7 separate regions of the Homo sapiens genome follow, and regions 2, 3, 4, 5, 6 and 7 are each linked to region 1. The links are chromatin loops, found by intact Hi-C in ENCODE. Cell type or tissue: K562. All regions are shown on one strand.

Evidence for each region. Peaks named below come from ENCODE experiments on the same cell type or tissue, not always from the same donor. Only the 100,000 strongest peaks of a DNase experiment are listed, where the experiment ranks them.
Region 2: it touches region 1 in a loop (2.8-fold over the local background); 22 of 110 quality-filtered maps call a loop at or near these places.
Region 3: a loop joins it to region 1, with 6 times the contacts of the local background. A loop is called at or near these places in 8 of 110 quality-filtered maps.
Region 4: a loop joins it to region 1, with 6 times the contacts of the local background. A loop is called at or near these places in 26 of 110 quality-filtered maps.
Region 5: it touches region 1 in a loop (4-fold over the local background); 8 of 110 quality-filtered maps call a loop at or near these places.
Region 6: a loop joins it to region 1, with 11 times the contacts of the local background. A loop is called at or near these places in 64 of 110 quality-filtered maps.
Region 7: a loop joins it to region 1, with 6 times the contacts of the local background. A loop is called at or near these places in 29 of 110 quality-filtered maps.

Annotation. Positions count from the first base shown.
Region 1 is chr11:85,852,941-85,856,940 of GRCh38, forward strand. It overlaps CCDC83 (coiled-coil domain containing 83), which reads left to right and starts at 2,443. Exons shown (of 11, transcript NM_001286159.2): 1 at 2,443-2,644. It also overlaps a transcript of SYTL2 not described here. In K562, a CTCF peak has its summit at 2,076 (motif pointing right); a DNase peak (open chromatin) is centred at 2,071; H3K4me3 peaks cover 1,122 bases.
Region 2 is chr11:86,040,080-86,044,079 of GRCh38, forward strand. The region is part of intron 1 of PICALM (phosphatidylinositol binding clathrin assembly protein); the gene reads right to left. LOC124902730 (a long non-coding RNA gene) reads right to left here. Exons shown (of 2, transcript XR_007062822.1): 1 at 2,683-4,000; 2 at 2,310-2,449. Among named protein-coding and RNA genes, the nearest start is that of PICALM, 27 kb to the right of the region's middle. In K562, a CTCF peak has its summit at 1,994 (motif pointing right); a DNase peak (open chromatin) is centred at 2,022.
Region 3 is chr11:86,417,230-86,421,229 of GRCh38, forward strand. CCDC81 (coiled-coil domain containing 81) reads left to right here. Exons shown (of 15, transcript NM_001156474.2): 14 at 2,699-2,824. Among named protein-coding and RNA genes, the nearest start is that of CCDC81, 44 kb to the left of the region's middle. In K562, a CTCF peak has its summit at 1,889 (motif pointing left); no DNase peak of the experiment used is centred here; H3K27me3 peaks cover 316 bases.
Region 4 is chr11:86,816,318-86,820,317 of GRCh38, forward strand. It overlaps a transcript of PRSS23 not described here. Among named protein-coding and RNA genes, the nearest start is that of PRSS23, 18 kb to the left of the region's middle. RefSeq lists a silencer at 2,210-2,504. In K562, a CTCF peak has its summit at 2,343 (motif pointing left); a DNase peak (open chromatin) is centred at 2,334; H3K27me3 peaks cover 224 bases.
Region 5 is chr11:86,450,884-86,454,883 of GRCh38, forward strand. All of the region lies in intron 8 of ME3 (malic enzyme 3), which reads right to left. Among named protein-coding and RNA genes, the nearest start is that of CCDC81, 78 kb to the left of the region's middle. In K562, no CTCF peak of the experiment used is centred here; no DNase peak of the experiment used is centred here.
Region 6 is chr11:86,289,723-86,293,722 of GRCh38, forward strand. No RefSeq gene overlaps it. Among named protein-coding and RNA genes, the nearest start is that of HIKESHI, 11 kb to the right of the region's middle. RefSeq lists a silencer at 2,145-2,439. In K562, a CTCF peak has its summit at 2,255 (motif pointing left); a DNase peak (open chromatin) is centred at 2,259.
Region 7 is chr11:85,593,411-85,597,410 of GRCh38, forward strand. All of the region lies in intron 3 of DLG2 (discs large MAGUK scaffold protein 2), which reads right to left. Among named protein-coding and RNA genes, the nearest start is that of DLG2, 32 kb to the right of the region's middle. In K562, a CTCF peak has its summit at 2,067 (motif pointing right); a DNase peak (open chromatin) is centred at 2,061.

The sequences.
Region 1 (4,000 bases):
CCGGCCGCCCCGTCTGAGAAGTGAGGAGCCCCTCCGCCCAGCAGCCGCCCCGTCTGAGAAGTGAGGAGCCCCTGCGCCCGGCAGCCACCCTGTCTGGGAAGTGAGGAGCGCCTCCGCCCGGCCGCCTCCCCGTCCGGGAGGTCGGGGGCGCCTCTGCCCGGCCGCCCCTTCTGGGAAGCGAGGAGCCCCTCTGCCCGGCCGCCACCCCGTCTGGGAGGCGTACCCAACAGCTCATTGAGAACAGGCCATGATGACAATGGCGGTTTTGTGGAATAGAAAAGGGGGAAATGTGGGGAAAAGATAGAGAAATCAGATTGTTGCCGTGTCTTGAGTAGAAAAAAGTAGACATAGGAGACTCCATTTTGTTCTGTACTAGGAAAGATTCTTCTGCCTTGGGATGCTGTTGATCTATGACCTTGCCCCCAACCCGGTGCTCTCTGAAACATGTGCTGTGTCCACTCAGGGTTAAATGGATTAAGGGCGGTGCAAGATGGGCTTTGTTAAACAGATGCTTGAAGGCAGCATGCTCCTTAAGAGTCATCACCACTCCCTAATCTCAAGTACCCAGGGACACAAACACTGCGGAAGGCCACAGGGTCCTCTGCCTAGGAAAACCAGAGACCTTTGTTCACTTGTTTATCTGCTGACCTTCCCTCCACTATTGTCCTATGACCCTGCCAAATCCCCCTCTGCGAGAAACACCCAAGAATGATCAATAAAAAAAAAAAAAAAAAAGAAGAAAAGAAAAGGGCCCCAAAGTGACGTCAGCCCCATCTCAAATTCAAACCCCATAGTAAACGAACAAGATAGACCTTAACTACTGACTAATTCTCCAAAGCAAAAAGTCAGGAAAATAAAAAAATCTCGTTAAGCTGTAAAAAATAAAAATAAAAATAAAAATACATATCCAGGTACATACTCTTTCTTTCTTTGAGACAGAGGCTCGCTCTGTCACCCGTGCAGTGGCAGTCTCGGCTCACTGAGATCTCAGCCTTCCAGGCTCAAGCAATTCTTCGGCCTCCACCTCCGAAGTAGCTGGGACTACAGGCACTCACCACTATGCCTGGCTAATTTTTCGTAGAGATGGGGTTTCGCCATGTTGCCTACGCTGGTCTCAAACTCCTTACCGCAAGCAATCTGTCCACCTCGGCCTCCCAAACTGCTGAGATTACAGGCGTGAGGGATTGTAGGCGTGAGGGATTACAAGCATGAGCCACCGCGCCCTGCTATATTACTTATTTCTTAAACACCTGCAATTCATTAAAATACACCATGTATAAATTATAAATCATAATATTATCAAGAACTGTTATTTCTAAGTGCTGAATAAATGAATATTTCCACTCATTAAAAAAAAAAAAAGTTGTCCGTTCAAAGCCAGTGTCAAGTACCAAAAAAAGAAAATTATCTTGCGGCAGATAATGAGAAATAATGCAGGAGAGGAAAGAGGAACTTTAAAGGCTGTACGTGTAGGATTTTCTTTTTCTCTCTCGGAGGAAAGAACAGCAAAAAGCGAAGAGTGGGAAATGCTGGACTTAAATTCCTTTCTTTAGGTTTACGAACAAAAAAGGAAAGCGAGAAGAAAAACAGAATCAAGGACTTATACAGCAGGAAGTTGCCCTGTAAGCATTTAGTCCAGGGACCTGCCATTCTTATTAAGAGCTAAAACCAAAGAATTAGTGCACGAAAGTAGAAAGAAGACAAGCCGCCATTGTGGAAGGAGCGCAGCGGGACAGAGGCGCGCAGAAGCCTCACCAGACAACCAGGCCCCGTCCCCGTCCCCCGAACTGTGCGGAAAGCGCCACCGAGTCCAGGCGTCTCATTTTACAGCGGAAGACACAAACTCTGAGATCCAAATGACCTGCTCACGGTCACAGCACGAAGCCCGTGGGCCCTGTGTCTACAGTCACCAACTTCCAGGCTTGCGACTAAAGGGAGCCAACGAGCGCGTGAGCGTTTGAGACCAGCTGGCTGAGGGACGCCGAAAATCCCGCGCGGAGGAAGGCGGGAGAGCGCTACCGCTGCTACCAAGGCGGCGGCGCGGGCGCTCGGCCGGGACCCTTCCCTGCGTCGCCACCAGATGGCGCGCTCGGCCCGCCGTTCGCGGCTAAGCTAGGGCGGGTGGGGAGGGAGTAGGGAGGAGGACGTCGGTTGCCTTGGAAATGCAGGGCGCAGCAGCCGCTGCAGTGGAGCCGGTAGGCCTGGCCGGCGGGCTGAAAGGAAGTGCGAGCTGTCCGCCCAGGGCCGGGTATCCGCCCCTGCAGGCTGTGGAGGGGATGTCAGGAGACTGGCTGGCCTCTTTTCTTGGCCCCCGACTCCTTCCAGTCTGACACTGAAGACTTTATAAGCTTCCCCCCGACCACCCTCCACGGGCTCCACTCTCCACGGGCCTGGGCTTGCGCCGCTTCGAGATCAGCCTGGGGGTCGCGCCCTCCTGGTCTTGTCCACGAAGCGCCGTTCTTGGGCCGTTAGGAGCTGCTGGGAAGGGCTCTGATAGGCCCACTCCTCTTCTCCACCCAGGAGATGAGAAGGAGGGCAGGCCTTTTTAATCTGATCAGAATGTTAACCCATCTCTCCGCCTTGCGGTAGAACCCCTGGATACATTATTTGCCCTCTCGAAAGGCAGGCTCTGAATTTGATTCAGGTTTGTAACCTTCACGGTGCCCTCACACAGCCCCTAGCACACAGCAGACGCAGAGCAGACTAAGAATGCCTTCCATTCTTATGAGGCTTTATCACTTGACAGTTTTCCCAAAGCGTTTGGAGCCTCATAGCCCGGACAGCAACTAGGACAGATGGAGGAGGAAACAGGTCAGAGGTTCAGAGACTTGGCCTAGGTTATACAACTCTGTGCAGGAGCTGGGACTAAGCTCGGTCTTGCTTCTCTTAGTGCCTCTCTCACCAAATTCTGAGTCTAGTGAATGCTTTCTGAGGACCTCACATACTCTTGCATCCTTCTCAATACCAGCGCAATGCTCTTCCGCTGTAGGTACTTCATATGTGCTAAGTGTGTTATTGATGTCTTTTACCCTCATATCCCAATTCATAGATTGGTTTCAACTTCTTGCTCTGGATACTACAACATTCTTCTAAAGAAAACACTTGGTTTCTTTTATGAATTTGTCACATTTGTACAGTGCCATGTTGTTGCCTCACTCCCTTCCTTATCCCATAATTTTCTGCTGGGCAAGAGAGAGAGTTGAGGAAGTGATTAAGAGATGGGAAAAAGTGCCCTATCTAAGCCAAAAAAAAAAAAAAAAAAAGGAAAAGAAAGATTCCTGTGATGACAGAGGGGAAAAATAATGACTGGGTATTTATCAGTCTATGTGATAATTGCTCATGGATTGCCTTACAGCCACCTCCAGAAGATCCTCTTTAGACTCACTACTGCTATTTGAAGGTAGAAAGAAGCCTTTTTGTTCTCTACCATTATTATTGCATATTTTTCCCTTATCCTCATAATAATATTTTCATAGTTATTTTTCTTTTCTTTGTTGATAATTCTAAAACTGAAGGACAGTAAGAGTGGGAAAAAAATGTAGTTCTGGTTACTAGAGAAGTTAGTGTAATATACTGCAGTTCAAACTATTTGATATTAGCAACTCTGGATCAGAAGACGGACTAATTTTAAAGCTAAGACTCCAATATCTTTGGGTACTGCAGTAGAAAAATGTGCCATGACTAAAGGATTGGTGAAGAAAATACATGCTAATGTAATGTACATCATCAGTCGTCCAAGTGAAACTTGAAAATGTCACTCATCTAGATATTTTTAAATACCTTGATTTTAATATATGATTTTAACATATTTCCAAACCGGGCAAATTTTACATTTTAACACTAACAATTTTGGTCCCTATCATATATACATAATCAATATGAAAAGCGGTCTCAATTTTTAAAATTAATGTTTTAGGTGGTACTATTACCACTGAATGGCTTTAAATTAATTCAGGATTTTTAAAAACATTTACTGGAGACCATTTCTAATTAAGTTAAA
Region 2 (4,000 bases), 190 kb after region 1:
TACATGAGGAACGAAAGAAACAAACTGTCTTAGTGTTATAAGAATGGATGGTGATAGTCTGTGAAAAAATTTCTAATGTAAATTAGAAAGATCTTACACAAAAGGAAAGATGTTATATAACTTTAAAAAAGGGGCTGTGGATGACCAAAAAAACACAAAATATCCAATATATACATGAATGTAAAATGAGTCAAATGTCATGTGGTGAGGTATGTATGAGTGGCGAAAAGAAACTACTATTTTAAAATCACAGATTACTTCTCTTTCTAATAACTTTTTAAAATTTTATTGATTTATTTTTATAGAGACGAGGTCTCCCCCTCTGTTGCCCAGGCTAGTCTGGAACTCCTGGGCTCAAGGGATCCTTCTCCTCGGCCTCCCAAAGTGCTGGGATTACTACAGATGTGAGCCACCGCACTCAGCCAGATTACTTTTTATAGTAATCTTTCATATGTATTCTAACTAGTGAGTTTCAATATTATGAGGCTGACTGCTTCATCTATATCCCTAACATTTACATATTTAAATAGGTTAAATAAATAAAACTTGAGGGGCTGTCAATGTCTCTGGGAAAATGCAGGCTTGCTTTATATTTGGGGTTACCTTACATTCAGGTACAAACAGTATAGGTGTATATATGTTTAAGTGTGTGTATATATTCCAAAATGCTTTAAGTGAGACACAGGATGAAGCCACACACTTTCAGAGCTATCCCTTTTGCTGGAAATGACCCGGATGCAATTCAAATAAACAATGGATTCACCTAAGTATATGCCAAATACTTAGATATACAAAGCTGAGAAGATGCAAAATTTCTCCCCTACTAAACTGAGGTCTTTGGGGGTAAAGATACAGCCTCACAATACATTATGGTGATTGTAATCTGTATGTATAGGATTCAGAGATGGCAAAAAGACCAGGCAATTGTTTTGGAGGGGAAAGCAAATTTTCCCTGGTTTCAATTTCATACTCTCTTAACTCATCATACAATAGTTACAGCACTTTTCACACTTCATTACAATTACTAGCTCATATATCAGTCTCTCCTATGAGAGAGCTCACTAAAGGCAGTCCATGACTTCTTCATCCTCAAATTGCCAGCACCTAGCAGGATACACCTTAAATATTTATTAAATTAATACTAGTAAATGAAATGTAACTTAGAAGACATCTGTAGAAAGCAACAATATTCTATTTAGTCTAAGCTTCAGTGCAGCAAATTTGGAAAAAAATATATTAGCAATCTAGAGAGCAGCATAATTGCTTTTTCAAGTTTATACCACCCCATATTCCTCCTCCTGCCACTATACTGATATTATGAACTACCTCAATAAAAAGCCTCTACTTCAAGAACGGAACACAGAAGAGATTTTTTAAAAGGCATTTTCCTGGCAGAGAAAGGACTGACATCCTTTTTATTTGTGGCAGAGGAAAGATGAGGAACTGAAAAGGGAATATGTAGAGAAGAAAGAATTCAGATAGAACTGGGTACACAAAGCAAACTCCTAAGATACTATATATTAATATATGTCTGAAATTTAGCCTCTTAAGTCATGGCTGAACCCAAGCCAAATTTACCGAACTGTTCAAACTTTAATTTTAAAAGTGCAAACTAAATTGTTTTAAATGAAGTCATTATGTAATTGCTCTAAAATTTTAATCAACACTGAAAACACATTTTTCAGATCAGTCTAATCTACTGTCTCTTAAAATTATCTTTCATTTGTCTCTTTACCCACTAATGTCATAAATACAAAAACTCTTAGAACAAAAGTGGAAAGTTTAAGTCATGAAAATGCTCTATAGAAAAACATATACTCTTGGAATACTCTGACTTCACTGCCACTGACTTGTATTTTCAAATGAAAGAGTTGTTCCTCCCCCCTCCTCTGATTATCAAAATGTTTTAAATTACTACGTAAGCCTTCTTAATATAAGAAAGTGTAAACCTAGAGCTTTCCGTTGGCATTCTGGTAAACTCTGCATTCCTACCACTAGATGGCAGACTGTACAGAGGAACAACAGGACCCTGGCAAGAACACAGATGCATTCAGGCTCATCTGTAAACCACATTCTTAAATCTGAGATTGTTTAGGATTCCATTCTAGTACTCTAAAGTGGTGATTTTCAAACCTAGATACCTTAGGCCCATCCTAGATTCCAAATAAGGATTACTGTAAGGGATGAGGAAAATCATATTTTGGTAAGCACCATCTCAAAGATTTATTACTTCTATGTCAATTTTAAATTTATCAGAAATACAAGACAATAAAAAGCTACTTAATGGAATAAAAACTCATCACTTAATATAAGAATTAAAAATTTTATTTAAACAATAAGAAAACAAACTGAAAGTATTACAGTGCTCCAACATGAAAAAATAACATATTCATGGTATAAATTACATTCTCTTCTTTGAAGATCTTAAATTTCACAATGACAACCCCACCTATAGGAAAGAAAACATATTAAGTATCAAGTAATTTAAGAACAAATGCCAAAATTACAAACACTTTTTTGTATTACATGCTAAGAACTTACTAACTGTTCGTTAGCCCAGTTAAATATCATCAGGACTCTCAAAAAAAAAAAAAAATCTAGTACTGGATCAGAAAAATACAGAAACCTCATTTCCTAAGCAAAATGAAAGTCAACTAACAATACATTGAGAATACTACTTACCTCCACCAATGCTGTGAACCCAAGCAGGGTCCAGAGTGGGGGCAGAAAAATTCTCCTTTCTTTCCAACAAGACAGGGAAAAAGAAACCAACAACTGAGAGGCTCTGCAAGTGCAGATCAGAGTACTATAAAGGAAAAAACATTTATGGTATAATATCTATAATTATTTATAGATAATTCTGGAGAGGTTAAAGGAATTGGGACTAAGTCTGGAGAAAAGTACGTTATTAGTTAGGAATGACCAACCGTCCTGGTTTTGCTGGAACAGTCCTGGTTCACACCTGTTGTCCAGGGTCCCATTCAGATAGCACACCCTTTCACTCTTAAAAGTGACCCAAGTTTGGATGACATATTACACATCACCTTAGTTATAAGCACACTAATAAAAGTTTACATGTAGCTAAGAAATTAATACACTACCAGTAGCAGCTATTCACAGTGCATTTGCATTTTCCTTTTATGAGTGCTATATTCTAGTTCTTAGCCTCCTTAAAACACAAACATGCTTCTATTCTGCCTACTTTGCCCTCTAACCCCTCTACCCATGACCATTTTTAACAATAATCTCTGCTTCTGTTTTTTTCACCCCGGGAAACTCATCTAATTTCTTAACCTCAAAGAAAATCTCTATGCAAATCATTCACAAATTTCTTCTCAGAAAAATCAATCTAAGGTCTTCTGGGGGAGTTAGAGACATTAGAATTTTTCACCTCTGTGTCCAAAAACATCTCACGTTTAAAAAACAAGAACATGGTCTCAACTATAACCTAAATGTCCCATTTTTGTTTTAATTAATAACACTCATTCTTAACTTTGTTAAATTCTCAGGAATCCTGTCTCTTTGTATCTTCCACAATGTGACACAGCGCCTTATACATGTGTTCATATGACAGCATAAATATTTGTGGATTTGTAAGTGAAACAAAGGCTCATTTCTCCACTCATAAGATCCAGGAGACAGAAGTAAGGGTAACAGCGAAAAAGCCTTCCCTGTAGGTAGGTTAAAGTTTTTCGTTAAGAGCCAAACCCATGTCTAAATTAAGTAGGAATCCAGAAGATTTTTCATCTCTTCTCTTAAAAATTTTTAAATTCTGCCCAGTCACAGGGAATAATGGATTGCAGTTAGACTCTCTGCCAGAGGCTCCCTCACTCAGAAAACACAAGTTCCGTTCCATGTCCCCAATGCACACAGAACAACGAGAATCTTTATATTCCACTTTCATGAAGCTTTGCAAACCTCAGTAAGAACAAACAGAAATCCCATTTATTCTAGTATTAACTGCATACTATAATACGCCAATAGTGTCTTAGGAGTTAGA
Region 3 (4,000 bases), 560 kb after region 1:
TTGCCTCAAAAAAAAAAAAAAAGGTTAATAATCTCCCCTACTAAGTAGCCAATACATATGTGCATATTGCTTAAATAGGAAAATTTTTTAAATTTTTTTTGTAAAAAATAATTTAAAAGTAGGTTACATATTAACCTTAATTATTTATAAAAAAATTTAAACAATTTTTCCTTTTTAAGCAATATGCACATATATTTTTCCTTCTACTTTTGTAAATGAAATAGTCTATGAGATCTTATATATTACTCTGCAAACTAATCTTTCTTTAACCTAGCAATGTCATATACAACTCAGTACATATATATGAGATTCATTCTTCTTTAATAGCAGCATATTATCTATAATATAGATGTATAATAATTTAACTTTTGCATTATTGATGAACATTCACTTTGTTTCCAGATATTTTGTATTAAACATTTTTAATATATATTTTTATACTGGTTCTTTTGTTTCTATCAGATAAATTCCCAAAAGTGGGGCTGCTGTGTCCAATGTACGGTACATCTAATTTTCCTTTTTTTTTTTGTTTTTTTGAGACAGAGTCTCACTCTGTCGCCCAGGCTGGAGTGCAGTGGTGCGATCTTGGCTCACTGAAACCTCTGCCTCCTGGGTTCAAGTGATTCTCATGCCTCAGCCTCATGAGTAGCTGGGACTACAGGTGCATGCCACCACTCCTGGCTAATGTATGATACATTTGAAATATTACCAGAAACTGACAGTTACATTTCTAAGAAGGCATAGCAACTCGCTTCTCAGCAATGTTGTGAGAATGCTAGTTGTCCCCTGCACAATCTCTGCCTCATTTTCTTACTTTCTGGGCATTTAAAATTATTTTAACCTATCCTTAAAAAAATAACATAATAATGGCCAACAAGCAAATGAAAAAATGATTAACACCACAAATTATTATGAAAGTGCAAACCACAATCACAGTGAGATACCATGTCACATCCATCAGGATAGCTACTATGAAAAAAAATAACACGCGTTAGTGAGAAGTAGAAACCTTTGTGTACTGTTGGTGCAAACATAAAATGGTACAGTTGCTATGGAAAACAGTATGGTGGTTCCTCAAAAAATTAAAAATAGAACTACTGTATCATCCAGTAATTCCCCTTCTGGATATGTATTCAAAAAAATTGAAAGCTGATCTCAAAAGATATCTGTACAGCCATGTTCATAGCAGCACTTTTTGTAACAGCCAAGAAGTAGAAGCATCCCAGGTGTCCACCGACAGATGAATGGATAAACAAAATGTAGTGTGGGTATATATATACACTGTACAATGGAATTGTTATTCACTTTTAAAAAGGAAGAAAGTTCTAACACATGCTACACTGTGGATGACCCTCAAGGTCATTATGTTAAGTGAAATAAACAAGTCACAAAAAGACAAAATACTGTATGACTCCACTTATATGAGTTATCCAGAGAAGTAAAATTCATAGAAACAGAAAGTAGAATGTTGGTTGCCAAGGGCTAGAGGAGGCAGAAATGGGGAGTTGTTTAATGGGTGTAGTTTTAGTTTTGTAACGTGAAGGCGTTCTGGAGATTGGGTGCATAACATGAATGTATTTAACACTAAGTAACTGTACACTTGGAAATGGTTAAGATAGTAAATTTTGTTATGTGTTTTTTTAAACCACAAAAAAAAAATCTACGAAAAGAAAAATAACTTATGAAAAAAGTAATAGGTACTCTTCAGTCATTGAGCTCCAGTTACATGATAGGCACTGGCACTTCCTGTGTATCATTTAGTCTTTATAATAACCATACAATAGCTGTTCAATCAATGCTTGTTAGATGAAAAGGTGTGCCGTTTAAGGAAAAAGTGAGACAGTATAGAGGACATTAACTGATTTTTATTGGAGGATCCTGACACCCAGTGGTCGTTGGTACCTGTAACACAAAGCCCTTCAGAGCAGGCTACATCAACAGTTACATTTTGTGAAGCTCCTTCTAGATTTCAGTGAGAACTGACAGCAAAGGTTTCAGTTTAGCAAGAAATAGACACATAATCAGAACCAGGCTTAAGGTGATTCACAACAGTAGTGATGGAGTGTTTGGAGACCAGTGATAGAAACACAACACTGGGAATATCTCCCTTTGAAGACAGAGATTATACTGCAGTCACTTCTTCGATGACATGGCCTTCACCAAACATTCCTGTTTTATTTTCTTGCCTTCTTCACAATGTTAATGTTTTCTCTATTTTCTTTTCCCTTGCTTAGTCACTTGTGTTTATTTTCTCTTTTTGTAGACTTTCATTTGTATACCTATCTATTTTGCCTTGTAATATGTCTGCAGTGACTGGTAGGCTGAGTACTGGCAGCTGAGAGGCTGGACTAAAAGGAAAGAAACAGAGTATAGGAAATCCATTTGGGATGATTCTTCAGATAAGTTAAATTAGCCTCAAAGGAAATTAATGGTTTTACAGGTTGAAGTTGTTAACTGGAAAAAGGTTTCAATCCTATTAAATCAAACCAGGATTGAAGATAAAAGACCTTTGATCCATAAATTATTTGAGAGCTAGGAATTTCAGTATGCTTTTACAGTGTTCATGCTTTTTAGTATATTTCAGAGTAGTGAACAAAACCAGAAGGTTTTTTTTGTTTAACATAAAAGGAATGGGGCTCCCAAATTTGGTGCATGCTCTTCCAAGTATTATGGAGCCAGGCTGTTCTTTTCTCTCCAGGCACTTGGCAGACAGAACCGCTGAGCTGGAGCGAGTAAATAGAGTCAACCAATGCTTACAGGAGGACTGGGAAAGGAGTGCTGCGATGAAGAAGCAGCGAGACCTGGAGGACAAGGCTTTTGAACGGTAATGCCTGATTGGAACCCCAAAATTCTCCTGCTCCTTGTGGGACAGCAACAGGTTTCAAGTGGAACTCCACTTGATTAGCAGTGGCTGCCTAGAGAACCTTGTGGAGAAAGCAAGTCTGTATTCCATGGGAAATACTGCCGTGATTGATTAGAAATGTCTGTTACAGACATGGGATTGGAGAATGCTGAGTTGTATGCTAGGTATTTACTAACCGTGCTCTAATATTTGCCTCTGCTTAGGGTGGCTTTATTTGCTTTTTGTGGAGAGTGAAGATTCTCTTTGGAAATAACTATTTGGAAGTAGGGGGAGTGAGTTTCCAATCTGAACGTTTTCAAGGCTTAGAGAATCGTTATTTAAGAGCAGGGTCAGGGGTTGTAAGATTGGCAATTGGAAAAGTAAGATGCCTATTATGGAGCCAACCAAGAGCATCTTTCTGAAATTATTATATGCCTGCCCAATCCTCAGCTTAAATATTCACATCACTACTGTTGTATTACATCTTGAAAAAAAATTAAAATACGAATGTAAGGTATGATTTTATAGCATGTTAAAAATGTGATGAAACAGATCAAGTCTATACAATCAAGTTATTAAAACCCAAATATACCAAAATAATAGTTTAAATTGCCAATTATCAGTTTTTAATCATGGATAAAATTTGTAGAATGGATCTTGATCTGTAACTCTCCTTTTCCTTTTAGGTTTTCTTGTAAAGCATTTCTCACCTGTCTTTCTAATGAGTAGAACCCATATTTTGTGACAATGAAAGTATGAGTGATGACGTGGAAAATAGGTTCCAAAGGAGAAGTGGACTCATTTGGCTTAGAGAAAAGGAGAGGAAAGGGCAGTTGGGGATTTCAATTTTCTCAGTGATTTGGGAAGGCAGGTAAAAGTCAGTGAGATTAATGCCAGGGAGATTTTAGTTGTGTCTAGGAAGAGTGCTTGGCCAACATGGTGATAAAGGACTGAGGAGACACAGGAAATAATGTTGAGTGGCAGGCTAACAAATCTACTCCTGGTATATCGTGGAGCAGACTTCTCTGAGGACCTAGGCCAAGTGTGGACAGAGACTTGAGCACGCAGCAGTAGCAAGAAGGAATTGGTTGGCACAAAAAGAAAATAAAGCAAAAGTAAAACCAAAGTCCATATGTATGCAGTTAGCACATGATACTC
Region 4 (4,000 bases), 960 kb after region 1:
GCTCAGGGTGTTCATGCGTCTTCTCCTTTTGAGGTCACTGTAGTCATGACTCTTGCTCTACCTCCCAGAGTGATGAGGCTCAGTAACTACCCTCTCCACAAAATATCTTGGCCTCAGTACAATGGAATTGCCACTTTGTAAATTGAATGAGTTGAGTGCTTCCCCTACATTTTAATAAGTCTTTGAGTTACCGTCCTGCCTGATTATTACATTTCCTTTCTTGGATTTATTAAAACTTGCTCCACCCCCAGTTCCCTGATGGAAAATGCCATGTTTGGTAAACTAACATAGCCCCCAGCATGACTAATATCCTCTGTGGATAAGGCATTCTGGGACATAAGGACACTGTTTTTTTAAAGTGACAGGTTTTACTACTCCAGGATGATTTCCAGACCAGCTGAACACAGCGTTGGAATAGAAATGCCACCACTTTGTCTTTCTACTTTCACAGAAAAGATGTGTTGGTTGAGTATAACATAATATCAGGAAGAATTCATTCAATTCCTTCATTATATCTTTACCGATCAGCCTCTTTATGCTTTGTTTTGTTCTTCAAGCTGTTTAGTGTCCCAAATTCTCTTCACTTTGTCTGAGGTCTTGAAAATTGTAAAATCCTATGAAGATTCATCTGCAGAAAAAGTTTAACTTGAAAATCTAATTATTTATAAGACCCACTTTTGTGAAAGAATAAAACATGATCATGCTTGAGTCTAAAACTCTGGACATTTATAGTTGCGATCAGATTTATTTCCATTCTATATTTTTTCAAATGGCCTATTTTTGCTTGAAAATATGGTTTTTGAGGGGCAAGAAAGCCTTTTTTTGTGATTTTTTTTATTGCCTTCTAACTGTGGGCTTCTGTTTCCCTCATGCTTTCTATTTCATGTATAGTATATTTTGGATCATGTTTTTCCTGACTCTGGAACTTCCTATAACTTTTTATATGGTGTTCCTTTTAGATACTGTTTTAAAAACTCTTTCTTTTGAAATGTGTCAATCTGTCCAGAGAATTAAGTTAATGATGTGGCTATTTTTAAACTCTTTAGATAGCTATGGTTGAAAAGACAAAAAACAAAGTGAGCAATTCTGTGACTGCAGATAGAACTTTTCTAAATGGCTGGCTGGCATTTTTGAGACAAAACTCTATACTTTTATTGAAATACCTCTATTTCTGGCTCATGGATTGTCACCGTATTCTAGAAGTAAGACAAAGAGCCTTGTCTGGTGGACCTGAACACCAATTAGAGTTTCTTTTCAAGAGTATCACTATTCAGCTCTCCTGTTTGCCACTGGCCAGTTGACTTTTTATAGCCAGTGAAAATCCATCCAAGAATCCTGCAGTTTCTTCATGAATTTGTTCTTGTAATGAATTTACGTTGTGTTCAGGCAAGTATCAGATCATTCATTTATGAAACCAACAAGCATGTATTGAGTACCTGTAATGTGCCAGACACTTTTATGAATGATTTACATATATTAATTAATTCACTTCCCACTACAAACCTATGAAGTAGGCATTGATTTTGTATCCATGTCAGAGAGGGGCTAATTGAAGCAAGGTAACTTGCCAAAAACACACAGCTAGAAATGGGATTCATATCTTAGCAGTCTGCCTTGGGAGTTCATGCTCTTATTCTACTAATAGCAAGGTGCCATAAGACTACCGTGAGTGGAGCAACTAACCATGCCTCCAGATTGGGAGTCAGGAGCCTCAGGGAAGGCAAATTCAGAACAAGAGTTGTTTGATCCTTGATGAAGAGGCTTAATCGTTGATTTGATCCTTGTTAGCAACTGATTAGCACATACCAAATTACCTGCAGAGAAGATACACCAGAAAAAAATATGTGCACATATCTGCAAAGCTGTATTACATACCTAAAAACTTTGTATCATCAGTACAAGTATAAAACAAATCATGTGTGATTTGATTCATTTATACATGCTAACCAAATATTTTCAGATTTCCTTTATGCTGTGCCACATCATATGTATCATTAATTGAAATCTATTTTGAATGGCCAACATTCAGAAGTTTCTCGAGTGCCTGGGGTGGGAATCTAAATTTTTAAGACACACTATTGTTTCAACCATTGTTTTTCCTTATAACATGATTCTGATCAATTTGTATTTAGTAAGTGTTTCCGACCATTTAGAAAGACCTTTCCTTTCTAAATCAACACGTAACTTGAAAAAATAAATCAAAATTTTGAAATATCACCTTGTTCTGTAGATTCAGACTAAACGATCTCAGATTTCTTCATGTGTTGGAAAATGTACTTAAAAAAAATCTTTCCCCGAGGCATCTTCTTTGCCAACTGGACTGACTTTTGCTCATTCTTGGATTGCCCCCTAGTGGTTTATTTAACTTATGACTATTTCCCAGATGCTCATCGGCAACTCGTGGTTTCTTTGAATTTGTTTTTAGTTTGATCTTTTCCACACCTTCTCCCATTTGCAGAGAGGGGCTTCCAAAGACAGTGTCTTTGAATGAGGGTGAGCAACGTGCAAAGTGGCACAAACGCTTAGTGTTAATCAATACATGCCATTAATGATGGTGGTGAAATCCTTCTTTCAAGTTTGTTCTCTTTTTTTCTTTGTGCTGTTTTTAACTTTGCCAACTCCTTACTTTCTTCCCTCTGTTAACATCCTACTGGAGTGGTGCCAGGTAATCTGGTGGCACAGGATGACTTACAGGCAATGCTGTGTCTTGAAAATGCCAATTAGGAATGCTGAATGCTGCTGGGCGGGAGTCCCATGCTCTCACCCATATAACAAGTCAGCACTCCATAGGCCTCAGTCAGACCCAGACTTCTTGGCTCCTTTTGGGTAGCTAAGGCTATGACTCGCTGGCCTAGACACTTAAGCATCATCCAAATAGCGAGAAAAACCTTTGAGTTTCTGTAGAAAGCCAGCGAGAGACCCAGACAGCATCACAGACCTGACACTCTGCAGAACTCTGGGTCCAGGCCATCTGCACCAATTAGACCAGAACCAAGAAACGCAGTGCAAGATGCATTATTAATTCAAAACTTTTTTCAATAAGAAAAAAGCCAATTATTGGCTCCATTTTTTTTTAGAGAGAGAACACCTACACTGCTATATATAATTTATTAACTTAGTTTAGTCTCTCAATATTTAGCAAGTTTGTTTAAAAATTACCATTCCCATTGGTTTATAGTGACATGAATATAAACCCATAATTTCAAAGTCAGCATTCCTTTCACTGTGAACATAAGGCTTCTTAAGAGATAGTGGGGGTTGGGGAACAGTAATGACTGTGGCTGGTGGGCACTGTTCAAAGCCAAAAAGACTGGCAGGTTTGGAAAGGCATACACTGTGTATAGACACTCTCTCAGTATACTACTGTTCCCCACACTTTTGCTGTACATTCTTGTCTCAAAATATGGTATAAATTATTCCCTTAAATTTGAAAAAACAATTAAGATGAATACATTTTCATCTTCATTTCACAATAACTCTTTTAAATATAAAAAGTTCCTCATGTTTGTTAAATCTGTTCAAAAGTTGCATTTAAGTACTTTCTTCACAACATGTACAATGTTTTCATCCTTAGTGCCTCATTACAATCAGTTTGGCAATAAGACCTCCAGTGCTTTATCAAAAATGGCATTCAATAGATTATAAGATTGATAAATCTGCATTTGAATCAGTCTTACCACAATGAATTATAACAAAGTCCAAAAAATGTATAACTATTCATCAACACCCTTGGAACCTATGAATTATTGCAAATAATCTCCCACGTGCATGTAATTCAAACATAAACTTTGTGGGGAGGGGGTGTAAAATAAATACTACAGTATTTCTTCAATTTTATTTAATGCTGCCTAGCTGGTTAAATGAAAGATTAATTACTAACAGGAAGAGTCAAAATTTTAAGGACTGTTTTCTAAGAAGGACAATTTTGCAAAACAAAGATAAGCAAGAGCCTATGCAAATACATTTTCTTGTAGTATAATGTAATTGCTAATATGAGGTA
Region 5 (4,000 bases), 600 kb after region 1:
GAGTATGTCTGGAAGGGACAAGTAAGTTGTATAAGTAGGTGGCTCAGATTCATTTGAGCCACTGCTACATGACTTCTTCTCCCTGAATCCACATCTAAGGCCTCACTGGGGATTCCTTAAGAGCAGCTGACCAAGGAGAAAAAACTTGGGCTTGGTTTACAAGTTGTTGTGAATAAATGTTGGCACCAACTAGAAGTGTAAGGTGGCAGCTTCACAGCCCCAATAAAAGGTAATGGTGAAGGACAGTGGACATGACTTCAAGTGGTAAATTTAGTTGTATACTTTGGTCCAGGGGATGGTTAGCACTACATTGATTCATGAGCAGTTGCTAATGGTTTAGCTGGATGATCAGGGACTTGGAAAGAACAAAATAGCAAGACTGGTGATAAGGAGGTCTGGGGAAAAGGTAGGTGGATGGACCTCTTGGGATAGGTACAGAGTAAGAGGATATTTGTGCCCCATGTGAGAGTTTATCAAAGGACATGATGAAAACAGTCTTTCAATAATCAGGTGGACAAAATGGCATGACCTATGTATGTTAGACAGCATCTTTCTTTAGTCACCCAGGGTTTGCTTAACGGACTTATGCATAAAACAGCCATGGTGGTAAGGATGGAGGCTATGCATGGGCTTCCTCTTACCAAGCTGGCCTGATACTGTTACTGTTGAATGATTAACCTGTCAAACACAGAGAACAATGCTGAGCTCCTTATGGGCACCATTCCCTGGGGGGGACCATCCACCTGGTGGCAAGATGATTGCAATGGATTACTCCCATCATGGACAGGAAAGAAATCTGTCCTAACTGGAGCAGATATACATTCTGGATATGGATTTCTTTCCTCGTCTGTAATGCTTCTGCCAGCACCATCATCTATGGATGTTTGGAATACCTATTTGCCATCCAGATATATTACAGACAGCAAGGCTTTTAATCAAGGACTTTAATTCACAGTAAAAGATGGGCAGCAATATGCTCATGCCTATGAAATTCACTGGTCTTAACATGTACTCAACCACTCAGGAGCAGCTGGCTTAGTAGATCAGTAGAATGGCCTACTGAAGAATTACCTAAGACTTAAGTAGAAGCAACACCTTATGGAGATAATGAGCTTCTGTTTTATGGGATGCAATGTATTATGACTTAGCAAGCAAGACATTGTGTTTTTCTCTCATAGCCAAAATGTATGGGTCTAGAAATCGTGGGGTGGAAATGGGAGTGGCTCCTCTTACCATTTCACCTAATAACCCACGTACAGAATTTTTGCTTCCTGTCTCTTTAATTTTGTGCTCTACTGGATTGGAGGTCTTAGTTGCCAAGAAGGAAATACTTCCATTAGGATTTACAACATGGTTCTATTGAATTTGGAGTTGAAACAGCTCCCTGGCCAGCTGGGGCTCTTCATGCCACTAAATCAGTGGGCAAAGAAGGGGATTACTTTTCTGGCTGTTGTGATTCATCCTGATAATCAAAGGGACAGTGAGGACAGGGAGGACTATGTCTGAAGCTTAGGGGAGTCTTCTAGGGGCGTATCTTCATATTTCTATGCTCAATAGTAAATATTAATAAATATATTGCAAGTAAGGATATTCAGGACTATGGAGGATTCAGATCCTTCAGAAATGAAGGTTTGGGTCACTCTACTGGGTAAAGAATCCCAGCCACCTGAGGTCCTGTCTGAGGGCAAGAAAACATGGAATGGAAGGTTGAGGAAGAAATTTATAAAAATCATCTTTGACTTCATGACTGGTTACAGAAACAAGGAATGTAGCAGCCAGGCATATTTTTCTTCCTTGATCATAATGTGACTATATATAATGGTACACATGGGCTAATTTCTTCTCCCTTCTCCTCCCTATTATTTTATATAAGTTCTGTTGGAGGTTAATTCCACATGTTAGTCTTTAGATAACAGAGTTTTCAAATGTGACTGAATTTTATGAGCTATTAATTCTGCTTAGAGGTGGATACAGTGACTGTCTTCCAGAGATGACTAAAATGTCTGTTGGGACATTGTCTATCCCCATGTTGGAGAAAAGGTGAGAATGTCTTCATTTGTTGGAAAAATAGTTGAATGTTGTGAGGCATTTTGTTAGAGGTTTTGTTTTTGTTTTTGTTTTTGTTTTTAATTTCAGACAGAATCTCACTCGGTCGCCCAGGCTGGAGTGCAATGGTGTGATCTCGGCTCACTGCAACCTCTGCCTCCTGGATTCAGGCAATTCTCCTGGCTCAGCCTCCTGAGTAGCTGGGATTACAGGCACCCACCACCATGCCCAGCTAATTTTTTGTATTTTTAGTAGAGACAACGTTTTGGCGTGTTGGCCAGGCTGGTCTCGAACTCCTGACCTCAGGTGATCTGCCTGCCTTGACCTCCGAAAGTGCTGGGATTACAGGCGTTAGCCACCACACCTGGCCAGAGTTGTTTTTGTTGTGTGGAAGTACACATGTGCCAGACAGTGTATATGGATGCTGGGTAGCCAGAAGGATGGACTGTACCAATTATTGGGTAATTGTTTATTAGCTTCTTTACACTGCTTTGTCTGCAAACCACTTTTCAGCTTTGCCAACTTGCTCTATGCTGGGCTCTGCCAATAGTAGGTGCTAGAGGGAGACAAAGGCTAGATGAGGGGGATAATATGCTTCCCCCCCACCACCCCAGCATCATCCATCTTGTTAGGATTGCAAGGTAAAATGTAGGACACTTTGTAAAATTTGAATTTTAGATAAACAACAAGATTTTTTTAAGTATAAGTATGTCCTATGCAATATGAGCATAAATACACTAAAAATTATTTGTTTCTAACACCAAAATTTAACTGAGTGTCCTGCATTTTGGTTTTGCTAAATCTGGCAGCCCCACAGCCTTAGTTCTTCAACTCCATGGCAGCAGTTTGTTCCTGAAGCAGAAGTTGAACCCGGTTTGCAGTTTGGCTGTCACTGAGAGAACTAGTCTCATAGCTGCCACTCAGTGACACCAACGCCACTAACTGCCACCTCCTCTTTCCTTTGTTCCCTTAGCCTCAGAAGTTGTAGCAGATCCTTAGTGTTTCTTTTTTGGCTTTTGAATTCTTTAATAGACAATTAACATTTTAAAAAATATTAAGTGTTCTCTATTAAAGCAAGTGGTATAGACTCTGATACAGAGAGCTCACAATAAAGTAATCACAATCAGCAACACTCCACGATGGTGAAACCAAAACAAAACAAAGCAAAAGGAAATGAAAGTAGGACTATTTATGGCTTACTACATTTGGATAATTTAAAAAATTGTTGTCATCTATGGCTGGTGAGGAAGGAATGAAAAGTAAAATGTTCCAATATACTTTGTGTTTTAAAGTGCTACAATCTTTAGTGAGAACTGTTTCCCCATCTAGAGCAAAGGCATAAAATATTTTTGCCCTTTGACCTTATACTTCTACTTTTGAGAATCTCTATATAGAAAAGTCCAAAATGTATATACTAGGATGTTTATGACAGTGTTATTTATAATACAGAATGCCTGGAAATAACCTACACATCTAACAAAGGAGTAATGATTAAGTAAAGTAGCCAGTGTAGACACAGTAGACTGTTTTATAGCTATTAAAAATGATCATCATGAATATTATGCAGCAACATGGAAAATGCTGTGAAGCTAGTCACTAACATCAGATATTGTTCCAAGTACTTTATATGTCTTAACATGAAGACAGTTATTCATTTAATCCTCATTATTGCCATCCTCATTTTACAGATTGGGAAAATAAGGTATGGTTTGCTGAATTGTACAAGATCATATAACAGAGCCAGGATGTGAATCCAGGGAATCAAGCTCTAGGGCCTGTGTGCTTAAGCACTAACCTATGTTCCATTGAGTTGGCTGGAAGGAAGAGAACATTAAATAGTATACATTTATCACACACATAGAATCCAGAAGGAACTTACAAAATACTAATGGTTGCAGGGTGGGAGTATGAGTGAATTTTCTATATTCTCTGTTTCTAGTTTTCCAGGTGGCTT
Region 6 (4,000 bases), 440 kb after region 1:
TAACACACTATATGACTCATAATAGACATTCAAAGAAATGTCAAATGAATGAAAAAATCAGCTAAACAATCTTTGCTTAAGTGAATTTCTGATGATTTTCAGGCTATATAGAAGAGAGTATAGGGGAGGTGAAGGCATGCTGGAACACCACTAGGTCTAGTCCCTTATGTAAAACTGTCCTGGGAAAAGAAGGGGAAGATTTGTGCCCCATTTGCCCCAGTATTCTTAGCCCCAATACACACACAGCCTCTTATGTTTTCTTCAGCAGTGTTTTTCAAATGTTAGCATGCATTGGGATCATCTGGAGGGCTTGATAAATCAGATTGCTGTGCAACATCCTAGAATTTCTGGTGCAGTAGGTTTGGCGTGGGGCCAGACAATTTGCATTTTTAGTAAGTTCCTAGGTCTGTTGATGCTGCTGGCCCAGGGTCCACACTTTCCAGGGTTCACACTTGGAGAATTACTGTATTTTCTTTCTTTTCTTTTCTTTTTTTTTTTTTTTGAGATGGAGTCTCACTCTGTTGCCCAGGCTGGAGTGCAATGGTACGATCTTGGTTCACTGAAACCTCTGCCTCCCAGGTTCAAGCGATTCTCCTGCCTCCGCCTCCCAAACAGCTGGGATTACAGGCGCCTGCCACCATGCTCAGCTAATTTTTGTTTTTAGTAGAGACAGGGTTTCACCTTGTTGGCCAGGCTGGTCTCGAACTCCTGACCTCAGGTGATCCACCCACCTCAGCCTCCCAGAGTGCTGGGATTATAGGCATGAGCTACCGTGGCTGGCCTGTATTTTCAATAGTAGTAGCTACACTATTAGTTGAGTACTGACCAGCTTATTCTTTACCATGCACTGTGGTAAATTCTTTATATATGTTATTTCATTTCCATTCAACAACCCCATGAAGGAGAAATTGTCATCTCAATTTTACAGATGAGGAATCTGAGGAATAGAGTTGTTAAAAAACTTGCCTAGTATCTTATGTACAGGGTTGAAATTTGAAGTAAATTCTGTCTGATTCATAGTAAGTGTACAACAAATACGTAATTGTTGAAAACGAATGCATAAAGTATCTAGGCAAACCTAAAACTTGTGAACCAAGTAGGTACCTGTTCACATATACAGACTGAGCGTGCAGAAATCCTGTATTAGACTGATGGGTATTTACTTCACTCCAACTCAAGACTTCTGAATTAGCAAGGCAACTTTATGTATGAGACTATATTGCCATTGTTTCTCAAATTGTGGCTCCTGAACCAGCAGCATGAACATCACCTGAAAACTTGTCTAAGACTACCAGATTTAGGGATTTAGGGATGCCAGATTAAATTTGAATTTCAGATAAACGATGAATAATGAAATCTTTGAGACATACATATACTAAAAATTATTCATCGTTTATCTGAAATTCAAGAATCTGATATATGGGAATTCTATATTTTATTTGGCAAGACTATTAGAAATTGAAATTCTCCAGCCCTAGCCCAGACTTAATGAATTAGAAACTCAAGTGAGTCCCAGCCATCAGTGTTTCAATAGGCCCTACAAGTGATTCTGATGCACCCTCAAGTTTGAAAACCAATGACCTAGGCAATGCCTTGTTCACCTAAAGCAGTGGTTAGCCGAACCTGGCCAGCTGTCTGTTTTTGTCAATAATTTTTGTTTTGAAACACAGTTACACCCACACCCATTCTTTTGCTTATGCTTTTATTTACTTACTTATTAAGTTACCTGCCCTCTTGAAGCTTATATGGTCTAGCTGTGGACAGTTGTGTTAATTATATCTTCAGGTGTAAGTAACAATAAAACAAACTAAAATTGGCTTAAGTAATAAAGGAATACAAGATCTTGCATAGCCAGAAGTACAAAGGCTGCAGGGATGCTTGGCTCAGCAGTTCTTGTGTTACAAGGGCATGACAGGACAAAGACCTTATGGCCCTAGAATGTTTGCTATCTGACCTTTTACAGATAATGTTTGCTTAACCCTGACCTAAGAGAGCATCCTCTGATCATAGAAGCATATTCTCAGCCCTCTCTAACAGGTGCTGGAAGCTGGGATAGGACAGACACTGAGTTTCCGAAAATTGAAAAGTCCCTTCTGAGCTTTCTTGCATTGCTGTGTTCCTTGGCTCCAAGAGGGGTTCGGGGGAAGATGAAGGGCAATGCAGCAAAGGAGGGGCTGAGGAGCAAAAAAAAAAAAAACAAAAAAAAAACAAAAAAAACCAAAAACTTCCCAGAGCCCAGAATACCTGGTTATGGGCACCCCCTGCTGGAGAGTTGGCAAAATTCTGTGACATTGGTCAATTTAGTCACCAAATGTGTAGAGGTTGACTGTATGCCAGATTGTGGAAAGCAAAGGTAAAGTTCTCTTGAAGAACTGACTCACAGTCAAGAGTAGTCAGGCTCCCTAATTAGATCTTTATGCTGTCTAGTCAAGTGTCAGTTGCAGTCGTACTTAACAAATGATGATTGATATAATATGCTTATAGTCACTCAGTAAATAACTATTACATGTTTGCTAGGGGATAGGTGCTGGACTACACACTGGAGACAGAGTAGTAAACAAAATAGACACATTCCTTGCCCTCTTGGAGCTTATATTCTAGTGGATGTTGTGTTAATTATAACATCAGTTGTAAGTAACAACAAAGCTAACTAAAACTGGCTTAAGCAATAAGGAATATATTATCTCACATAACTGTAAGTACAAAGGTAGGATAGGCTTTAGGGCTAGTTGATTCAACAGCACAAGACATCAATAAAGACAAGTTATTTTCATCTCATTCTCTGCCTTTCTGATTGTACTGGCATTTTCCTCAGGTTGTTCCTTTATTATTATTATTTTTTCTTTTTTTTGAGATGTCTCACTCTGTCTCCCAGGCTGGAGTACAGTGATGTGATTTCAGCTCACTGCAACCTCTGTCTCCTGGCCCCAGGTCAGGGCCTCCGCCTCCTGGGCCCAGGCCCTCCCACCTCAGCCTTCTGAGTAGCTGAGACTACAGGCATGTGCCAACCACCCAGGTAATTTTTGGTTTTTTTTTTTTTTTTTTTTGCCATGTTGCCTAGGCTGGTCTTGAACTCCTGGGCTCCAGTGATTGAGCCTCGGCCTCCCAAAGTGCTGGGATTACAGGCGTGAGCCACCTCACAGGCCTCAGGTTGTTCCTTTTGAAGTTTCAAAATGGTTGCTACAACTCCAAGTATCACCTTCAGATATGTCAAAGTACAGAGACAGAAAGTGATCATCTCTTTGTATGGCTTTTTCTATTTTGTTTTAAGAGACAGGGTCTCACTTGCTGCCCAGGCTGGAGTGCAGTGGCACAGTCATAACTCACTGCAGCGGCACAGTCATAACTCACTGCAGCGGCACAGTCATAACTCACTGCAGCGGCACAGTCATAACTCACTGTAGCCTTGAACTCCTAGGATCAAGAGATCCTCTAACTTCAGCCTCCCAAATTTCTAGGATTACAGGCGTGAGCCACTATGCCTGGCTGTGTAACTTTTTTTTTTTTTTTTTTTTTTTTTGAGACAGGGTCTCACTCAGTCACTCAGGCTGCAGTGCAGTGGCACAATCACAGCTCACTGCAGCCTCAACCTCCTGGGCTCAAGCGATCTTCCTGCCTTAGCTTCCTGAGTAGCTGAGACTACAGGCCTGTGCCACAACACTTGACTAATTTTTTACTGTGGCCTTCTTACAATGAAGACACTTTTCTCAGAAGCTCCCAGAACACTTCCTTTCAGGTTATGGGGCTGATCCTAAACCAATCACCGCAAAGAGAAGAGTAAATTGTTGATTAAAATAGGGGCTTCCCCTGGGGCTTCTGAGTCACAGAGAGGAGAGATGGATGCCAGGACAAAATTGGGGTTCTGTTAACAAGGAAGAAGGGAAGAAGTGGATGTTAAATAGACATCTACCAGCATTTGCTATAGGAAAGGGAAACTAATACATAAAAATTATTTTCATGGGCCGAGCCCAGTGGCTAACACCTGTAATCCCAGCACTTT
Region 7 (4,000 bases), 260 kb before region 1:
GTCAGTAGGTCTAGGGTGAGAACCAAGAATTTGCAATTCTAACCAAGTTCACAGGTGACTAGTGCTGAGGTCCAAGAACCACATCTTGAGAATCTCTCTTTTTGAAGATTACAGCCAGGTTGTTTCACCATTAATCTTTAAATGGGTTAACAAAAAAAGATATAAATAAACTAAAAGAATAATAAATACAGCCAAGTTGCTCCAAATTCACACAACTGTAGGGGCCTTCACACCCACTATTTAAATAATCCTTCACTTCCTTATGATCAGATGGCAAAAAATACACATTATGATTAATAATTAAGACCAAAATAGCCGTGATATATTCAAAGAGATGTTATTTTGAAATAAAATTACTACATTCGAATTACTATTAGGAAAATATGTAGGGTTTTTTTTACTCAAACTAAAACTCTTATACATATTTATTTTATAGACCTTACCATCATTATAATTGAATAATAATTAATTGTGTGTTTAATGTCTCTTTTCCCCTACTTGTCCATAAGGGTATTGACTGTCCTCTATAGCTTACTGTTGTATCCCTATTGCATAGCACAATGTCCAACACATAACTGGTATTTTTAAAAGAAGTGTTGATAAATGAATAAAAATTTATTAAAAGTCTATTATAATTATTAAAGGTCCACATTATGGGGATATAAAAAGGGGCAGAAGTATATTCGATTTACCATAAGGCAATGTGATAAATGCTTTTTAGTAATATGAAAAAAATGCTATGAGATACAATGAAAGGGCTAGTTAAAGCTGCCAGCAAGTAGGAATGTGTTAGAAGGCTTCAACAAAGAGATGATAAATCCCAATATGTAATACATCTGCTGTATCACCCCTATTGCTAGTAATCTCCAAAATCCACAAGGTTCTCTGTTAAGATTTATGGAAATGAAATGTACTCTATTCTAACACAAAGTCTAACATGTAAGGTTTAACTGCCTCCATTAAACAAGATAAGCCCTTTTCTAAGATTTTGCCACTGGTAGAGTTTTTTTAAAGTATCATTTACCGCTTGTTCTCCTCTAATTTCCCTCTAATTCCTCTCCAAAAAATTCCCCCTCACACACTGGGAAGAAATATAAGGCAATAAGTTAGATAAACAAGACTAATATGATTTTAGAAGGGGTTGAAATCTGTGAAATATATCTATAGTTATTTCCATACTTTATAAGTAATGACTAAAGAATAACACATAATTTTCAATAAGTTACAAAAAACATTTGTGTTACATATCTAAAATTTAACTAACCCATAATATTATTTATTTAAAGTCTTCAAAAACAATTATGGTGGTAATATAGTTGTTTAAAAATTAAAAGTCAATTTAGAAGTACAAAAATAATTTTTAAAAATGATTCAAGGCCGGGCACGGTGGTGCATGCCTGTAATCCCAGCACTTTCGGAAGCCAAGGCCAGCAGATCACAAGGTCAGGAGTTCGAGACCAGTCTGACCAACATGGTTAAAGCCCGTCTCTACCAAAAATAAAAAAATTAGCCAGGAGTGGTGGTGCATGCCTGTAATCCCAGCTACTCGGGAGGCTGAGGCAGGAGAATCGCTTGAACCAGGAGGCAGAAGTTGCAGTGAGCCGATATCGCACCACTGCACTCCAGCCTGGGCAACAGAGTGAGACTCTGTCTCAAAAAAAAAAAAAAAAAAAAAAGATAAATCTTGCTTCTTTATCACCTAACTGAAGAACTGAAGAATAAATAACCTAATAAAAGTGCCTTGAAAATCTTAATGTTTTATATATTCTAAATAAAAGAGATTTACATATTCTAAATTAATTTGTAAAATATCACAGAATTCCAATTCCATCTAAATGTGCAGCTTCTAGTATATTGCCATTTTAGGTTTGTTTTGTTTTGGAATATTAATGAACACTGATTATTATTATTTTATTTAGCTATTCTAAACAAAGAGACATAAATTAATCATAAAATATTATGGAATTCCAATTCTCTTATATTCAAATTCTGGAAAGTGTTGATGCTGTAATCATCTTAAAACTTTATTCATTTGGATAAATGTTTCCTTAGTATTACCACAAGATGTCACCCTAAGCCTAGCATCTAAATGTGCAGCATCTAGCATATTGCTGTTTCAGGGTTTTTTTTATTTTTTGCATTTGGTTTGGGCACACTAATGAACACCAATTGCTGTCTTTCAAAAAATTAAAGTGACTTTTTCTACTCTCAGTTATTGGCAAATAAAAAATCAAAATAAATAATACAGGGACTCTAGAAGAAAGGAGGAAGAAAGTTAATCAAACAGTTCATTCTCCATGCTTATCAGGTATCTTGTTACTTACCATAAAAGCAATGTATTTAACCATTGAATTTTATATGATTTTACTTTATTTTCAAAAATATTAAAAATTAATAAATGTTACTTTTATAATCAAAGTTATGTTACAAAATACCAGTCACAGTTATGTACACAGAATTCCTCAAAGAAGATACCATTTAAAACATGCTAGTATTTTTTTAAGCATATGATGAAGGACCACAAAAGGAAGACATTATTCATTTTATGGTGATGCTTTTCAGCTGGGGGCAGTGGCTCAAGCCTATAATCCAAATACTTTGGGAGGTTGAGGTGGGAGGATCACTTGAGCCCAGGAGTTCAAGACCAGCCTGGGAAACATAGCGAGACCCCATCGCTACTAAGAATTGAAAAATAAGGGTCAGGTGCAGTGATTGACGCATGTAATCCCAGCACTTTGGGAGGCTGAGGTGGGTGGATCATGAGGTCAGGAAATCAAGACCATCTTGGTCAACATGGTGAAATCCCATCTCTACAAAAAATACAAAAAATTAGCCAGGTGTGGCAGCACGCACCTGTAATCCCAGCTACTCAGGAGGCTGAGGAAGGAGAACTGCTTGAACCGGGAGGCAGAGGCTGCAGTGAGCCCAGATTGTGCCACTGCACTCCAGCCTGAGCGACAGAGCGAGACTCCATCTCAAAAATAAATAAAACAAAATAAAATAGAGTGATGATTTTCATCTGTAGAGAGAGGGACTGGCTTCCTTGTCACATGTAAATATTACAGCATGTTCTGCAGTAATGGTATTTTATTATCCATTTGTGTTTTCTACATTATGATTCTCTTCTATTTCTACAGCTAATGAGAGTCGTGCGAGGTACTATTTCAATGTGTTGGCTATGTATTGGCCAGAATAATGGGTGAAACCACTATCTTGCACTACTTGTAACAGGAAAAAAAAGGGTAGGATGGGGTGGGGGAGTTGGTTCAAACAGAATGCAAATTATAGACCATAACAATGCGCTATATTTCAATGGCTCCCTACCTATCCTTTACAAAGATATAAATCTTCTCTAGGATGCACAAGTCTACATGGCTTTTCTTCTTTTGTGTCCTTAAAGAAAATGCACAGTAAGACCGCCCAAACATTCAATAATAATAGATTACTAATCAGTACATAGGTGCCCACATTGAATTCAAAAGAAAATTATGTTTTGTTGTATAATGTTGCTCTCTTGTTTGCACTCTGGTTTATCCTAAAATGACTTTTAACGACCAGCTGAAGTAAATCTATCCATTCAAAGCTGGGCACTGGGATTACTTACATAACAGCTTTTTACAGATTATTGTTGCCTCTAATTTTACTAGAGAAATTCAAACTACATTATTGGCGTTAAGCCAAGATATTTATCATTCACTTAAAATAATGGCAAAATACAATTGTCACTCATTTGTCTTTGTATTCCCTGGGTAATGGTGTTACATTATCAAATGATTATATTATTAAAAATATAGTAGAGTTATCTAAATTATCCAACAATACCCTTTCTAAATCAAGTTCTCAAAAATGCAAATTCTCAAAAGACTTAGCCAGTCTTAAGTAAACACATCATACAAGTCTGTTAAGATACATTGCCATTTAGTTAATGACCTTTACTAATTATCAACTATTAATAAATATTAATTTTATCAAAAATTTGATGTTTAAAAATGTTCTCAAA